2 separate regions of the Homo sapiens genome follow, and region 2 is linked to region 1. Evidence: read pairs that join two places in POLR2A ChIA-PET (ENCODE). Cell type or tissue: PC-9. All regions are shown on one strand.

The links. ChIA-PET counts read pairs that join two places held together with the same protein. Peaks named below come from ENCODE experiments on the same cell type or tissue, not always from the same donor. Only the 100,000 strongest peaks of a DNase experiment are listed, where the experiment ranks them.
Region 2: POLR2A ChIA-PET joins it to region 1 with 12 read pairs; 4 of 35 experiments call an interaction of 5 or more read pairs at or near these places.

Annotation. Positions count from the first base shown.
Region 1 is chr18:12,837,047-12,839,546 of GRCh38, forward strand. All of the region lies in intron 2 of PTPN2 (protein tyrosine phosphatase non-receptor type 2), which reads right to left. Among named protein-coding and RNA genes, the nearest start is that of PTPN2, 46 kb to the right of the region's middle. In PC-9, no CTCF peak of the experiment used is centred here; DNase peaks (open chromatin) are centred at 865, 1,285 and 2,165; H3K4me3 peaks cover 2,079 bases; H3K27ac peaks cover 2,500 bases.
Region 2 is chr18:12,927,545-12,930,044 of GRCh38, forward strand. No RefSeq gene overlaps it. Among named protein-coding and RNA genes, the nearest start is that of SEH1L, 19 kb to the right of the region's middle. In PC-9, no CTCF peak of the experiment used is centred here; no DNase peak of the experiment used is centred here.

The DNA of each region.
Region 1 (2,500 bases):
TTTTTTTGTAAGGAGTATAAAATGCAATCTTGTTTATTACTATAGTGCTGGAAAGGAAGCACTTCTGTTTGTAGCACATTAGCCATTGTGACTTGAAAAATCGACCAGGAGTAAACATAGTTAAATGAATAAAGTACTTACCTTCCTAAAAGTAAAAGGATCATTCAGATTCTTGGTACCTAAGAATTGATTGGTCTACCTACAAAACGATAACTGGTCTCAAATAGATGAGACTAGATTTCCGAGGTTACTATATTTCAACCTCTTCATTTCTCAACAGATAAGAATTCCACTATATTTAAATAAATTTTAGCACTGAACTGTGTTTAGGTTAAATGCTGAAAATATTTAAAGACAGTTGGAATATTCCAACTGTATTCTTTAAAAGACCACTGAAGATACTTCACTACTTAGACTCTGTTAACAGTTTAGAGATATTTCTAGTTTTTAAAAGTAAAAATCTCATAGATTGAGAATTTATGCTAATTTAAATATGTGAAATACAAAATGTGACCTTATACATTTAGATGGGAAAGCAAGAGAAGCATGACACCAGGAGAAAAAGCCCATGAATTAACTCAGAATCCTCAACACACAACTGCCGGATGCATATCACTGAATTATAAAACTAAAAACATGGTGTTTGATGTTTAACTCTAGAGAATGCATACTATTACAAGTTGTCCCTCTCAAAGAAATCCATACTAAATAGCCAGTCTCTCCTTACTTTTAAATGAAAAAACTGTTTATATTATCTCCATATGAAAGAAAATGTAAAATGGCTTTAGTTTCACACATCAATTTATCTGAGATGTTTCTGCTGGACTGAACCCAAGACCTCTGTAAATATTACATGTCATTTGCCAACAGGAAAAACTAAGATCTTGTTATAGTAAATCACATATACTAGTGTTCTCAGAAAGATGATGTCAACAAGCACTTTTTTTTAAAAATCACTTTTTTAAAAAACAGTTTAATCACCCTTTAACTGTTATATTATGTAAAATAGTAAAAAGGTCAGCAACTTAATTAAAATAAAGACCACATATCTCCTAGACAACATACCAAAAAAAGAAAGCCTGGTTTTAGAAAACTACATGATTTTAAAATTAAAGTTCCACTAAAATATCACACCAAAGGAATGTATTTCCTCATGTTGTAATCACAGAAAGAACACTAACCAAAGGCTACTCATATCTATTGCACAACTGAAAACAGCCATTTAGCTAACATGCGGTAGGAATCCATAAAACCCGGGAAGGTCCACCTCACAGGGTGCTGGGAATCTGGTTACCCCACATGGCACCACCCCACACCCTTGCCCAGCTATGCAGGAAGTAAACCTAGAGAAAGACCTTCAGCCAGAGTATTTGATACCTCACCCTCAGGACTCTGAACTAAAATTCACTGCTATTTTCCTTCTATCTGTAAAATATGCACGAGGTGTTACCTCAATGCTCTATAAGCACAGTAACCACACACCAGAAAAGCCCAGATCCAGTCCTGGGAGGCAGTAGGGAGGAGGGCACTACCTGCAGGGCACTGGGTCTGCAGGGCTCAGCCCCTGGCAGTGGCCTCGCTTCCTGTTTAACATTAATATACAGAGTCAACAAAAGCAAAGGAACGGTGAATTTTCTCAGGAAAATTTTTTTTTATTTTGTTATCAGATAATACTAAAAAAGAAAGGTAATCCTTGGGAAAACTCTATAGCTATTTAGAACTGACTACAAATGTTATTTGAGCCTGTATTTTCTTCTCAAGGCTGATTAAAAACAAAACTGAAATACCTACATCACTAGATATTATTTTAATTCTTCTGTTCTTTTAAGAAAAACACATACAAAGGAAAAATGAAAAACAATTTAAAAAGGAAGAAATATTAAAGCAAAAAGGAGAAATAAAACTTTAAAATAAATTTAAAATACATTAAAATTATAAAAACAAAAATTGAAAAAGATTAATATAAAATAAAAAGTATATATAACTTTTTGATTTCGAAGAGGCAGTAGAGAAAAAAATAAAACACATCACCTTAAAATAACTATTGCAAAAGATTGTGAATATACACATTTCAGGAAGTGAAACTATCAAAGCCTCTTTATGAGAAACTGTGACTTTATAATTTATACTCTTTAGTGATGATAACAAAGAAGGGCACTACCTCTTCTCCAATTAAGGATCACAACACACGGTTTCGAGTTTGTGAGAGCATATACACAGGTTCCCTTAACAACCTGAGTCACAGGTCTCTTTTCCCTGCCCAGATACTATCAGTCAGCCCCAAATCTGTAAACTAATCATTAAAAAACAAACTTTTGACTTCTGAATGAGAACACACAGAAAGGTACATCCTTTCTCCTCTTCCATAGGAACCTCTGACATGAGATTATCATAACAGCAGCATCCCATAACCTTTGGGCTGTATAAGTAAGCCCCAAAGCCCACTATACTTTACCATCCTTGTAAGTCTGGTTATCTCACCCTTTCCTCTTTTAAAGGA
Region 2 (2,500 bases), 90 kb after region 1:
ATGAGAGTGAACTGATTTAGGATTGCTGAATATGTGACATGTCTCATGCCAATTTCAGCCTCGAAGTTTTGCATTTAGGATATCTGCGATGCCAGACTCCGTGCTACTGCCAGCCCATGCTGCCTGCACTGTTTCTGTCCTCCATTCCTTTCTTTAACTTGAAGCACAAGGCATTAAAAAGACAAAGGCCAGGCGCGGTGGCTCACGCCTGTAATCCCAGCACTTTGGGAGGCCGAGGCAGGCGGATCACGAAGTCAGGAGATCGAGACCATCCTGGCTAACATGGGGAAACCCCGTCTCTACTAAAAATAGAAAAAATTAGCCGGGTGTGGTGGCAGGCGCCTGTAATCCCAGCGACTCGGAAGGCTGAGGCAGGAGAATGGCGTGAACCTGGGAGGCAGAGCTTGCAGCGAGCCGAGATCGAGCCACTGCACTCCAGCCTGGGCGACAGAGTGAGACTCCATCTCAAAAAAAAAACAAAAACAAAAACAAATAAATACCCCATGGAGATATTATTTTGTACAATTTCCTCATATATCTAAAGCATTATAATAACCCCCACACTCCTAGTCTTTTATCTATGGCAAATATTGGTGACCTGAAAATTTTGCCTAAAATGGAAGATATTATACGTAACTATGAGAAATTTTAAGTTGAAACCTGATACTGTCCTGCAAATATCATAATCTGTGCATGTAGTGACATCATAGACATCTGCTTATGATTACTTAATTATTAAAACACTCTTTCTAGAGCCTGATTATCAACTCCATCTTAGGGATGAGAAAATGGAGGTATGAAGCCATTTTAAGTGACTTGCCTGGGGTCACATGGTAGGCAAGTGTTGGAGCCAAGCCAAAGCCACGTGATTTGATTCCCAACCCCGCATACTGGACCCCAGTTTTGTCCTTCCAGGAAAAGAAGGAAATAAGCACTAGGCCAATGGTCTCAACCTTGGCTACATGCTGGAGTCATCTGCGGGGCTTTGAAAACTACTGACGTCACATAGACTGGGAAAAAATATTCACAGCTCATTTATCTGACAAATGTCTTGTATATGGAATATATAAAGAATTCCCACACATCAACTAAAAAAAGAGAAACAACACAGTGTTTAAAAATGGGCAAAAGACTTGAATACATGTTTCACAAAACATGATATACGAATAGCCAATAAGCAAATGAAAAGATGCTCAACATAATTTGTAATCAAAGGACTGAAAATAAAACGACAATGAGACATCCTTTCACACTCACTAGGAGGGCTAACATCAAAAAGATGATCACACCAATGTTGGCAAAGACGTAGGGTGACTGAAGCTCTTGCACATGGCTGCGGGGAGTTTAAAATAGGACAGCCATGTGGGAGAACTAGAGCAAATCTTTATAACAACATTAATCTTCAACCTAGAAATTCCTTCCTACGTACTTAATGGGGAGAGAAATGAATAGGTTCCCAAAAGAAACTTCTCTAAGAATGCTCATACAACATTGTTCCAGTTTATCCAGTGTGACTAGAAAAATCCCCCCACGTTGGTGAAATACAACCAGCATTTTTCACGCCCATCGATTCCGCCCGTGGTCAGGAAATAAGAAGGGGCATAGCAGAGCAGCTCTTGTCTGCCCCACGATTGCCAATGTTGGGCACAGCTTGTCCTCAATGGCCCTCCCACTCACACGCCAGCCCTGGGGCTGGGCAGCTGAAGACTGGGCCCAGCCAGGACTTCCATTTGGGGTGTCTGCAGTGGCCTCCAAGCATGGCGGGCTCAGGGCCCTAAAGCCAGTGTTCCCAGAGAACTCCCAGTTCTGGGAAGCTGCCTGGCCTTTTTATTTGCATGGCCTTTTGTAACACAGCCTCAGAAGTAACATAGGGTCTGAAGTAGTCTACTCAGGCTGTCATAATAAAATACCACAGATGGGTGGCTTAAACAACAAATATTTATTTTTTTCTCACAGTTTTGGAGGCTGGAAGTCCGAGATCAAGGTGCCAGCAGGGTCAGGTCCTAGCTTGTGAACAGCCACTTTCTTGCTGTGTGCTCCCAGTTCCTTCCCTCTGCACCTGTGCAGGGAGGGAGAGAGACTGAGCTCTGGTGTCTCCTCTTCTTCTTACGAGGACACGCCAGGCTTCTTGAATCAGGGCCCCACCCTTATGACCTCATTTAATTGTAATTGCCTCCCTAAAAGTCCTACCTGCAAATATAGCCACACCAGGGATTAGGACTTTGACATGGGAATTTTGAGGGACACTTCAATCTTTTACTAGTCTCCATTAGTTGAAGCAATCGCAAACCTGCCTGGCTCCAGTGGGAGGGGCTACAGAAACCATTTCTGATGAGAGTGTCAAAGTCTGTGGCCCTGCTTCAAAACCTCAGCCTCATTCATTATAACCCCAAACTGTAAACAATTCAAAAATCCATCACCATCAAAATAGATAAATACATCACGATATATTCATGTAACCAAATGTTACTCAGCAATAAAAAGGAACATACAACCACAT